Regions from separate parts of the Homo sapiens genome. Here regions 2, 3 and 4 are each linked to region 1. The links are chromatin contacts, found by Hi-C or POLR2A ChIA-PET in ENCODE. All regions are on one chromosome and are shown on one strand. The core of a region is the stretch at or near the end of the contact, and the rest is flanking DNA. Distances in the headings are between cores, read along the strand shown.

Region 1 (2,781 bases), core at 133-2,632:
GGGGAAACAACTCGGCTTCCCCATGTGAGAAAGCCAGAGAGCTCCGACTTGGTAGTAGCCCAGACCTGTGTTAGGGGTTTTATTTGCAAGTCAATGAACCAAACGGGCGACCAGGCTCGTTGTGCCGCGTTGTGGAAGCAAGGTTATTATTATCGCCCATTGCCCCACTGAACAATTTCACTGAAAAGGAAGAGTCCCAGCCGTGTGTGTGCGCGTGGTGCCATACGGGACGTGCAGCTACGTGCCCACCTCCAGAACGACTTTATTTACAAAGCGATTACCACGTTATCTATTTGTTTTCCTTTTCCAGCAAGAGCAGCCTTACTCAGCCCTCAAATTTCTTAATTACAAACCCGTTTGCTTCTAAATCAACCCCAAACCGTCAGGCAGAGCCCGGAGGGAGGCTCTGCAAGTTTGTACACACCCCCACCTCCCGGATCCAGGGCAACAGCAGAAGCAAGTAACTGTGTATGTGCAAAAAGGTGGATCTGGGGACGAGGATCGCTGAGTTTGTTTACAGAGCAGAGACGCCTCAGCTCGGATGCCAAAGCTACCAAGAGCTGCAAACGCAAACTTAGCAGAAGCACACGTACCCCGGGAGCGGCAGGCGGGCCCGAAAGCGCGGACTGGAATTCCAGGGCGCGGGAGCGGGGGTGGCCGGGCCCTCGAGCGCGCTCCGTCCACCTGCAGCGGCTGCCCCTCCCCGCCCCCAGCTCCTGTCCTTGAAAGGAGTGGAGGAAAAAAATGCATCTACAAGCGGTGATCTAGAGTAGGTCTACCCACTGCCCGTATGAAAACACAAAGGCACAGCCTAGGAAGGCGCGCTCAGGAAAGGGCGCATTATTTGTCCGGGTCTTTAAAACCCAACTCGAGGAAGCACAGCCATTCTTCGCTGCCTGTGGAAGCTTTTGCAAAACCGGGGAGGCACAAGGGCACTCTGGAGGGCGGGGGGCGCTGGGCGAGTCCCCTTTTCCCGTAGAGAGCGGGGCAGATCGCTAGGTGAACCGAGTGAGAAAGCTGGGGGTGGGGTAGATCCAGCCTGAGGGGGGCGGTGAGCTCTCCTCGTGGCTATCCCGGCAGGCTCTACCTTCGGGCGGGGCGGCAGGGGAGGATTTTCCCCCTGCCTCGGGGGTGGCTGAGCCAACCTCGCGTTTCTGGGCCGGGAAGAAACCAGAGTCGGGGGGCGACGGGGCGACTGGGCGGCCCCCGGGCCCCGCAGCCTCTGCAGCACGTGCCGCGGGCGGCGGGGACGCGGCTCCGGGACCCGGTCCAGGGTGTTCGCGGTGTTCCGGAATCCGCGTCTTGGCGCCGCCCGCCCTGGAGGCTCTCGCTCCGCCTTTCCGAAATGCCTATATTAACTGTGGCCAAAGCCCTAAGAAACACAGCTCATTGTTGGCAGCTGCCGGGCGGTCCTGCCGAGCTGTGAGGGCAACGGAGGGGAAATAAAAGGGAACGGCTCCGAATCTGCCCCAGCGGCCGCTGCGAGACCTCGGCGCCGACATCGCGACAGCGAAGCGCTTTGCACGCCAGGAAGGTCCCCTCTATGTGCTGCTGAGCCGGTCCTGGACGCGACGAGCCCGCCCTCGGTCTTCGGAGCAGAAATCGCAAAAACGGAAGGTAAGCGCGACGGGCGAAGCTGGCTGGGGCTCTTGCCAGCCCAGTCCTCCGAGGGCAGGGTTTGCCCGGAGGAAGAGCGTGAGGCGAAGCTGGGGAATAACAACAGGATGTGCAACAACAGGATGAGGAGGGCTGATTTAATGCCTGAAGTTCGCAGCAGGGCTACGGGGCACTTCCTTTATTAGGCCACTTCGGGGAGCAAAGGGGGTGTGGGCTCGGGTCCCCCCGCCCGATCGCAGGGGAAGGGGCTGTTTGTGCAGCGTCCGGCTGTGTTATGAGTGGTAGCTCTTCCGTGGTGGCTAGCCCGGGTGCACAGGCTGTTAGTGGGATCTTGGGGGTGGTGGTTCGCAGCCGACGTGCGCCCGGGAATCCTGGGGGGCAGAGGCGAGCAAAAGTGGGGTGCGCTGTGGTGGGCGACACGTGTGGCGCGGGTCTCATTATCTGCCCTTTTCACTTCCAGGACTGGAAATGGCAGACCATATGATGGCCATGAACCACGGGCGCTTCCCCGACGGCACCAATGGGCTGCACCATCACCCTGCCCACCGCATGGGCATGGGGCAGTTCCCGAGCCCCCATCACCACCAGCAGCAGCAGCCCCAGCACGCCTTCAACGCCCTAATGGGCGAGCACATACACTACGGCGCGGGCAACATGAATGCCACGAGCGGCATCAGGCATGCGATGGGGCCGGGGACTGTGAACGGAGGGCACCCCCCGAGCGCGCTGGCCCCCGCGGCCAGGTTTAACAACTCCCAGTTCATGGGTCCCCCGGTGGCCAGCCAGGGAGGCTCCCTGCCGGCCAGCATGCAGCTGCAGAAGCTCAACAACCAGTATTTCAACCATCACCCCTACCCCCACAACCACTACATGCCGGATTTGCACCCTGCTGCAGGCCACCAGATGAACGGGACAAACCAGCACTTCCGAGATTGCAACCCCAAGCACAGCGGCGGCAGCAGCACCCCCGGCGGCTCGGGCGGCAGCAGCACCCCCGGCGGCTCTGGCAGCAGCTCGGGCGGCGGCGCGGGCAGCAGCAACAGCGGCGGCGGCAGCGGCAGCGGCAACATGCCCGCCTCCGTGGCCCACGTCCCCGCTGCAATGCTGCCGCCCAATGTCATAGACACTGATTTCATCGACGAGGAAGTTCTTATGTCCTTGGTG
Region 2 (3,158 bases), core at 442-2,941, 2.0 Mb before region 1:
TATTAGCACATTGAATTTAGTGATAAGTAAAAAGGATAACACATCATGACACAAAGTGATGCATGATCCAGCAGCGCCAGTTTGGTTTAACATAGATTGAAAATCATCTACTACAATTCAGTAGACTGACAAAATTAAAGACAGCAACAATATTTGAAAAAAATTATAATTTTTTAATTGTACAGACTAAGTCCAAAAGGAATTTTCTTAATCTAATAAAGAGTATCTGCAGAACACTGTTATCTAATGTAGTAAATGATAAAATATTCCATCTCCTCTCCATCATCCAATTTGGAATTGCAATTGAGATGCCAATTATCTTCATTTCTATTTATTATTATATTGGTGGTTAAAAGCAGTGCAATAAAGCAACAAAATTAAATAAAATACGTAAAATTGAGAAAGAAAGAAACAAAACTTGCATTATTTATGAATGATACAATATATGTAAAATATTCAGAAATATCAGACAAATTGAATTAAGAAGTACATTTACCAAAGTTCAAGGATAGAAGGTCAATATACATAAATCAATTTTATATGTATATTCCAGAAAAGTAATAGCAAGTGGAAAATGCATTTAAACATATAAAATCAATTATAATAACGTCAAAGAAACATTACATTCCTAGAAATAAATCTGGCAAAACACATGGGAGAAGACTGTTCTGAAAGCTCTAGACATTAGGAAGATATTTTAAAGAACAAAAAATTATAATATGCCATGTTCACTGATGATAAAACACAATATTCTAAAGATGTAATTTCTCCCAAAATGAATGAATATATTCAACACAGTTCAAAATCTCTGCCAGTGTGTGTGTGTGTGTGTGTGTGTGTGTGTGTGTGTGTGTGTGTGAAAACTGACCAGGGGAAAATAAAATGTACCAGGAAATATGAAGTCATGAATACCCAAAGCAATCACGAAAATAAAAAGTAAAAATGGACCACTTCCAGATATGAAGATCTATTATAAAGTAATACTAATTAGAAAAGCATAGATGAAATGAACTATAAAGTTGAATAGAGAGCCCAGAAAGAGACCTAATCATATACAACTCCATGTAGTGTAATAACAGTGACAATGCTTATGTGAAAATCAATTTTCGACAGAATGCAGATCAAGATTTAACATATGAAACAGTAAAACATTGAGAAAAAACACAGAAGATTTTTCTAGTTGAGCCTGAGGTAGGCAAATATTTCTTAAGCAAGACATACAATTGCTGACCAAAAGAAAAATAATTCATAAAATGAACAATATTATACTCACAGAACTTCTGTTCCTCAAGGTATACTTCATGGTGAAAGGGCAACCCATAGAGTGGGAGGTGCTGTTCACTATATATTCATATATATGATACAGAATTCTTAATTGTAATGTATAAGGATCTCTTTCAAATTAATAAGATAAAGTAATGCAACTCATCATTAGTCATCAAAAAATGCAAATCAAAAGTAACATACTGTATTTATATACAACCATCAGAGTGGCTGAAATGAAATAGATAATGCCAAACTGGTAAGAAATTAAAGTATCAGAGGCTTCAAGTGAAGGGGTATATAGAAGTATTTGTACAATTCACAAAACCCTTAGGCAGTATTTACTAATGCTGAACACATGCATAACTTGTGACTCACTCCTGGGTACATCACCAAAGCAATGGCCAGCAGATTTCTCAGCAGACTATCGCAAGGACAAAAAACCAAACACCTCATGTTCTCACTCATAGGTGGGAACTGAACAATGAGAACACGTGGACACAGGAACGGGAACATCACACACCGGGGCCTGTTGTGGGGTTGGGGGAGGGGGGGAGGGATAGCATTAGGAGATATACCTAATATTAAATGAAGAGTTAATGGGTACAGCATACCAGCATGGCACATGTATACATATGTAACAAACCTGCACATTGTGCACATGTACCCTAAAACTTAAAGTATAATAAAAAAAAAGAAAAAGTAAATAAATGTCCAGCATGCGCCTGCTAAAATGTTTTTTATGGCACTACTTAGGCTAGTCCAAAATGCCTATTAACAACAGACTGAATAATAAATGTATGTTCATTCAGCAGAATACTATCCAAAAATAATAATATGTATCTTACGAGTACACAAAATATAAATGAATCTCTCAAAGAAAATATTGTTCAAAGGTGCTAGACACAAAGGATTATATTTTGTATTATTTTGTTTACATAAAATATTCAAACTAGAATGACAAACTTATATCTTCAAAAGTCAGGATAGTGTTTATCTTTGCTGGTGGGGAAAAGTGACTGGTGAGTGGAAGAGTACAAAATAGTCTTCTGGGAATTTGCCAACATCCTGTTTTTTAAGCTAATTGATACATACCCAGGTGTGCTGAATTACTCATTTATGATGCAGACACTTTCAATTTAATAGCTTAGCCAATTAAGTTATCTCTGTCCTGGTACAGTGTGCTTTCATTATTGGTTTTGCCCAAATATTAAATATGGACATATAAATCATGTCTATTAATATCTCTACTATGTTTGATATGTATATGCTCAAAGACTTCTAATACTGTAATATATAGATGGTGGTTGCAATCTTTGAGGTGGCAGAAATCACCCAGAAAGGAATAATACTGTAAAAAAAGAAGCTCAAGAACTAATTCCTTGGAAACAGCAGGGAGGCTAGAGTTTAGTCCATAACTATAACTAGTGCTTTTAAAAGAGACAGCAACATCAAACAGAGACAAGCCATACTCAGGTAACGATGAGAAGCTTCAGTAACCATATTCCAATAAGTTAGAGAAAGAAAAAGGAAATTCTTAATTCTACAATTATCATCTTTAGTTTCTGTTCAACCTTTTCCATCTGCCATGTCTTATTTCAGAGCTAATTGAGTGTCCAATTTTCCATCTCATTATTTCAATCCACCTTTCTGGAGAGTATATAAAAACAAATGCATAATCAATTCATTGCCAATACTCAAAACTCTTCAAATATTGCTCTGTTGCACATAGGACAGAGTACAAATTGAAATCCGTTAGATCAGTTCAAGAAGTGTTTCAGTATTTGGCCTTTACTACACCAGGTAGATTAACGGCTTGTCTTATATTGCTCTCACATACAGATTACATGATTTTGGCGTAAGAACTACTTACATTTAGATCAATTGTGTATTCA
Region 3 (2,867 bases), core at 266-2,765, 2.2 Mb after region 1:
CTGCTTCCTCCACCTCCCCTTCACAGACGTTTATTCCAAGAGCACTCCCTAATCAATCAATGCCTTATACCTTAATCTCGACCTCAGAGTTTACTGCCAGGGTAACCCAGCCTGTGACAAGTACCACAAAAATGTTTACAAACTGGATATCATATTTTGTCCTACTCCATAGACGCCTAAACGGTAAAGATCAGTTATTTATCCTTGCATCCTTACAACGACTAGAAGGTGTCTTTCATATAGTGGACATCAGAAACACATCAAAGGAAATATTCTCCCTAAACTTAGTCTAGATTGAGCTAAATTCTTCTGATTCAAAGTGTGGTCCTGTTGAAAGGGGCACCAGCATCCCCTGTGCATTTTGTCCGAAATACAAAATCTCAAGACCCAACCTGAATTAGAACTACTGAATCCAAATCTGCATTTTATCAAGATCCCCAGATGGTTCACATGTATGTTGAAGTTTGAGAAGTACTGAGCTAAGAGATTTATTAATACAAGTAAAATGATCTGGCTGATAATACCTCTAGTTTATATAGTGTCTTTATAAGGATTTTCCCTCTTTAAAAATTTTCCTTAACACTAGTAATCATGCAGTCTTTCACTCAACAAATACTAATTGAGTGCCAAGTAAAGATGTCAGCTCTACGGAGCTTACATTTTAGAAGGAGAAGAAAACAAATATCAAGGTGTATATTATAGTGTACAGCAAGGTGAAAAGTGCCATGAAAAAACAGTAGGGCGGGGTAAGGAGGAGGAGAAGGTGTGTTGCAATTTAAAATTTTTAACAAAAGTTCATGATACTCAGAGAATTGAAACAGGTGAGATCATTAGACATTCGCATGTTTGAGCACAAGCGCTGAAGGACTTAGCAATGTGGCTGCAGTGGAATAGGAGAGATGCAAAATAACAGACAAACCCAGAGAGGTAAGAGAGCAGACCTCTTCATGAGAGGCTGCCTGATAAACTGATTTGACACTGAATTGCTGAGAAGGTAATGCAAATAGTTTTTTTCTCCAAGAACAAAGTAGTTCTTGGTCAAGCCGATTTGATTTGGGCTGTGGGAATCTGCACAAACCATTTCACTAGCTAAGTCTCAGGTTCCTCAAATGAAAAAGCAGGGACTGGAAATGGCTTTTGAAGTCTCATTCTCTTCTAAAAATGTCAGGCTCCAAGACAACCAGGTGAAGTCCAAGAGTTAGTAAAATAAGGATTGTGGCTCGGCTGTGGCCTAATGCAAACTTGCACAACCCCAGGAAACCGAAAAAAACTGGAAGAAGAATTGCAGAATGGGGTGCCAGGTTGAAAGACCTTAACCTTTGCACTCAAATTCCTCCCACACCCAGAAGTCCAGGTCCCGACCGCACGACGCCGTGCTCACTGCTGGGTGCTGCGCCTGAGTCCGCCTCCTGCGGCTTCCCGGACTTGACCCCGCCCACGCCCTGGTCCCGCCTCCTGCCGACGCCGGCACAGACCCCGGTGACGGAAGTGACGTAAGGCCGGGGCTGGAGGGCAGTGCTGGGCTGGTCCCGCAGGCGCTCGGGGTTGGAGCCAGCGACCGTCGGTAGCAGCATGGCTCTCCTCTTTCTCCTACCCCTTGTCATGCAGGGTGTGAGCAGGGCTGAGATGGGCACCGCGGATCTGGGGCCGTCCTCAGGTACCGTCGTTCGCGGCAGGGCTGCGGCCGGGTCGGGACGAGAGGGAGGGAGGGATCCGCCCCAGCCGGGAAGCCCCGCCCCGCTTCTCCGAGGTCGCCCTAGCCCGGGACCCCTGCGTCGGGCCCTGAGCGGGCGACGGGGACGCGAGGTGGGGTCGCGAGACTGGGGCTCCGTGGTTTGAACTCGTCGGTTGCCTTTCTCCTGCCTCTTCCCTGGTTGCCGCCACAACAAATCACGCCGCTTGTTTTTCCGACTCTTGTAATCCACTTTTAAATACGATTATGCGCTGCAGAAGGACGTTGCTGGTCAATGTGGGACAGCGTGGTCTCAAAGATTATAATATCGTCTTCTTACTGTACCTTTTTTTATGGTTAGATACGCAGATACTCACTAGTATGCTACGGTTGCCTGCAGTGTTCAGTGCAGTGACAGGCTGTACAGGTTCATGACCTAAGAGCAGTAGGCTGTGTCATCTGGGTTTGTCTGGGTTTCTACTGCCCGAAGAAATTGCCTAAGGGGACATTTCTCCATTTCTCAGAACGGATCTCCATCGTTAAGTGACGCATGACTGTGAGTGTCCTGATCAGCATGTGGCATCGTGGTCTCAGTTCGTGGCTTAAATACTTCTTTCTTAGCGGGGGTGGGGGGGGGGACTCAAAGTGCTTAGGGTAGGAAAGTATGCATTATGTCGCCAGCTGAGAAGTAAGTGGCAGCTGAGAAGTAAGTGGCAGTCCGTCTTAGGTCTCAGTCTGGAAGTGGTGGATTGCCGGCACTCACTAGCAGATTTGGCAGTAGGTCTCTTCGTACGGGTTTGTTCTTCGGAGCATTTTATTTCCACCTGCTTATTGACATTTCCTAGAAAACAAATGTTGAGGGTGGCTTTTCTGAAGTGCAGAGTAATTGTGATTACGAGCTCCAGAGAAAACAGTAAACCTTTTCAATTCAGTTTTCTTTTTTTTATTATGATTTATGATTCATAGGGACTTTGAAAGGTCCACGTTTTGGTTCTGTGTTCACAACAATCTTCTGGAGTAGGCGTTATTTGTCTCTCTCTTTATGGACGAGAAATTGAGTTACGGAGAGGCCTGCCCAACTGGCAGAGAGGTCATAGCCACTCAGTGGGGAGCTGCTCAATTTGGCTCCAGAGTCCAAGTTCTTAACTGCTCTTCTAGGCTCTAGTCAGTCATCCACATGGGCAGTTGCAGTACT
Region 4 (3,185 bases), core at 432-2,931, 2.0 Mb before region 1:
AAGTTCATATTCCAGATTTTTTATTCCTGAATAAAAAATACATATTTTTATGGCAAATACAAATTATTCAAAACATGTATTGGAAAATTTCCTTATGGTATACTCGCCAAGCGATAAAGACAAGCCATAAAATTTGTTTTTATCATTTTGCCAAAAACCTGTACTCCTTAATTTTAGTTCTTTTTCAGTTGGGGATATCTCAGAGGATGTTTCTAAACTATTTTAGAGGATTCAGTTAATAAAAATTTTTGTAATTTAAAAAAATTTGTATATTTATTTTATTAATGTAATATTAATTTCATTTCCATGATCTTGGAGATGTTACTTTATGTTTCTGGACTTCAGTGTTCTTATTTGAAAAATCATGGGTTTCAATCATTTGAATTCCTCAGCTCTAACATTAACTGGGATCTACAATACATTTATTTGCCTACTTTTGTACCACCCCATCAATTCTATTTACCTGAATATCTATTACTGTTGATCTTTCTAATTAGCTATCCATATGTACTGCACACACACTTTACATACATATGTAATATATAAATTCAGTCTTAATATCATCACTCTAATTTTAGTTCAAATTATCTGAACTAAATATTGTAAACATAACAGTAATTATTCAGTGTAAACATTATTATATAGTAATTATTACACTATGAGTAGCAATATAAAAGAAGATAGAATTATTAATAAAAATTTAACTTTATTTTAATTAATATACACTGAGGATTAGTAATACTTTACTACTATTAAAATATTTTTACGTGGTCTTCAGTTTCCTATATAAATTAAAAATATTAAGTCTATAACGTTTCTCAGTATATTTAGGTGCTTTGACAAATGACAGCACAGACTGCAAATGCAAACTATCAAACAGCTAAAGAAAATCTCTGAAAATTTCTGTGTTTCTTATTCAATTTTTTGTTTTCATTATAAAATTATTTCTATGTACTTCAATACAACTTCTATAAATTGCATTGAGAAATTTAAGATGCATATCACATGCTTCCATGTTCATTATTTTTGCTAGTTTCTACATAGTTTCTATCAAAATTGCAAATTTAATCACAGTTAGTCATTAAATACTGTTAAATAGACTCAGCATCTATCATACAGATGGAAAATAAATCTAATTTTGAAACTTTTTTATTACCTTAGGTCACATAATTAGTTTCTCTTAAAATATGGAAATAATAAACTAATATTATTGAAATTAACTTTAATGGAAGTCTTCTAAATTCCCGACACATATAAAAAATCATTATTCAATGATTTTAAGAAGTAAAAAAATTAAGCATGGCCCATGTTTTCATATGTTTAGTATATTTATTATCAATAGTAGCATCTATGGAAAATACTTGAAAATTATACAATCCTGTCTCCTTTTTTGAGATATTATAGGACATTTCGAGTAGTTTACATTATTTGTAATAGTTGTTCCTTGATTATTCCAGTAAATATACTCTACTTAATCCTTTTTACAGGTATTATGTAAAATGTATACATAGTATCTGTAAAATGCGTACATAATATCTGTAAAACATCTAAAAATCTAAACATGGGAATGTTTCACAGGATTTATTTTGCTTTGTGTGGCTTTGCTTCTTTGTATTAGCTAAGAGTTAATAAGTCACTCTGATACTCTATATCTCATTCCAAAAAGACTTTGCTCCGTGTTCAATATGACTCATTTTCACTTTCTGTTCCGCTTTTTTTTTTTTTTTTTTTTTTTTTTTGAGACGGAGTCTCCCTCTGTCGCCCAGGCTGGAGTGCAGTGGCGCGATCTCGGCTCACTGCAAGCTCCGCCTCCCGGGTTCATGCCATTCTCCTGCCTCAGCCTCCAGAGTAGCTTGGACTACAGGCACCTGCCACCAAGCCCGGCTAGATTTTTGTATTTTTAGTAGATACAGGGTTTCACCGTGTTAGCCAGGATGTTCTCGACCTCATGACCTCTTGATTTGCCCACCTCAGCCTCCCAAAGTGCTGGAATTACAGGTGTGAGCCACCACGCTTGGCCCACTTTCTGTTCTTTTTACTTGTTGAATGGAGCAATATTGCAATCTTGGCAGTTAAATAATTCACCAAACATATTAAGCACAAGTTCTTTTTTATGTATATATTCGAATTTTTTCTGCCTCTGTGTTAAACTATAGAACATCTTATTTCTAAGGCAAAGAGGCCTAAACTATAATCTGGAGCAATGTGTTTTCCAAATCCCAAGTGTTACAGCATCTAACAGAAATGTTATCCAGACTTTCAAACTCTTCATTTGTATAAAGGAAAATGAAATAAAATTAACATTTATTTTGTTTTCACCCTACAACAGGGATTGAGATTTCTTAGCATATTATTTAACTTAATGTCACAATAATTCTGCAAGATAAAAACCATTATAACCTCTATTTATTTATTTATTTATTTATTTATTTATTTATTTATTTATTTTGAGACAGAGTTTCATCCTTGTTGCCCAGGCTGAAGTGCAATGGCGTAATCTCGGCTCATTGTAACTTCCTCCTCCTGGGTTCAAGTGATCCTCCTGCCTCAGCCTCCCAAGTAGCTGGGATTACAGCTGCCTGCCACTCTGCTCAGCTAATTTTTGCATCTTTGGTAGAGACAGATTTTACCATGTTGGTCAGGCTGGTCTCAAATACCTGACCTCGGGTGATCCACCAGCCTTGGCCTCCCAAAGTGCTGGGATTACAGGCGTGAGCCGCCATGCCTGGCCTATTATAATCATTTTTAAAGATGAAAAAGGAAAAGGAAGAGAAGAAAAGTGTATGTGTATTCTATTGTTTCATTTAGCATTTAACAATGGATAATAACTGAAAATGAGAAAGTTTGCCTTGTTAGAAACAGTATGGTGGTGTTTCATTTTGTTTTGTTTTTTGCCTTTATTACACTCTGGGTTTGTCCTGGTGTTGGGATTTCTAGTTCCCTTTTTTACCTCCATCTCTTTCTTTGTCGAACTCTTAAAATTCATATGTAAAAAATTAGTGAAGTATTCTGCTCATATAATTTGGGTTGAATCATTTTTCATTTATTTTTTTTCCTAATGAAGAATAAATATGAGTTTTTATTATTTAATTGAGTAAAAAACATTGGTTCAGATTTACATAATATGTTACTTATTCAGTAGAAATAAAACATATAATACAAACTTCACTATTTTATATAGAAAT

The links. Hi-C counts contacts between places; a loop is a spot of excess contacts on that map. ChIA-PET counts read pairs that join two places held with the same protein, here RNA polymerase II (POLR2A). Pooled maps may share reads with other maps.
Region 2: a loop to region 1 is called in a map of MCF 10A, with 5 times the contacts of the local background. The contact joins the enhancer-like site here to the promoter of CITED2 in region 1. A Hi-C loop is called at or near these places in 1 of 168 maps with a recorded cell type or tissue (MCF 10A). POLR2A ChIA-PET finds 5 or more read pairs at or near these places in 2 of 52 experiments (GM12878 and MCF 10A).
Region 3: a map of CD8-positive, alpha-beta T cell shows a loop between it and region 1 (4-fold over the local background). The contact joins the promoter of IFNGR1 here to the promoter of CITED2 in region 1. A Hi-C loop is called at or near these places in 2 of 168 maps with a recorded cell type or tissue (CD8-positive, alpha-beta T cell and naive thymus-derived CD4-positive, alpha-beta T cell) and 6 of 50 pooled maps.
Region 4: a map with no recorded cell type shows a loop between it and region 1 (13-fold over the local background). The contact joins the enhancer-like site here to the promoter of CITED2 in region 1. A Hi-C loop is called at or near these places in 2 of 37 single-sample maps with no recorded cell type and 4 of 50 pooled maps. POLR2A ChIA-PET finds 5 or more read pairs at or near these places in 1 of 52 experiments (HepG2).

Annotation. Positions count from the first base shown.
Region 1 is chr6:139,373,249-139,376,029 of GRCh38, reverse strand. CITED2 (Cbp/p300 interacting transactivator with Glu/Asp rich carboxy-terminal domain 2) reads left to right here and starts at 1,382. Exons shown (of 2, transcript NM_006079.5): 1 at 1,382-1,617; 2 at 2,078-2,781. The coding sequence starts at 2,086. RefSeq lists silencers at 534-843, 1,014-1,393, 1,854-2,003, 2,574-2,673 and enhancers at 1,544-1,713, 2,224-2,283.
Region 2 is chr6:141,420,049-141,423,206 of GRCh38, reverse strand. The region is part of intron 2 of LOC105378029 (a long non-coding RNA gene); the gene reads right to left. Among named protein-coding and RNA genes, the nearest start is that of GJE1, 710 kb to the left of the region's middle. Within about 2 kb of position 1,691, at least 2 of the 41 ENCODE cell types and tissues checked have a DNase peak (open chromatin) inside an H3K27ac peak, as active enhancers do.
Region 3 is chr6:137,218,033-137,220,899 of GRCh38, reverse strand. It overlaps IFNGR1 (interferon gamma receptor 1), which reads left to right and starts at 1,515. Exons shown (of 7, transcript NM_000416.3): 1 at 1,515-1,657. The coding sequence starts at 1,573. RefSeq lists enhancers at 1,045-1,294, 1,145-1,875 and silencers at 1,335-1,564, 1,605-1,824, 2,285-2,334.
Region 4 is chr6:141,379,812-141,382,996 of GRCh38, reverse strand. No RefSeq gene overlaps it. Among named protein-coding and RNA genes, the nearest start is that of MIR4465, 700 kb to the right of the region's middle. Within about 2 kb of position 1,681, at least 2 of the 41 ENCODE cell types and tissues checked have a DNase peak (open chromatin) inside an H3K27ac peak, as active enhancers do.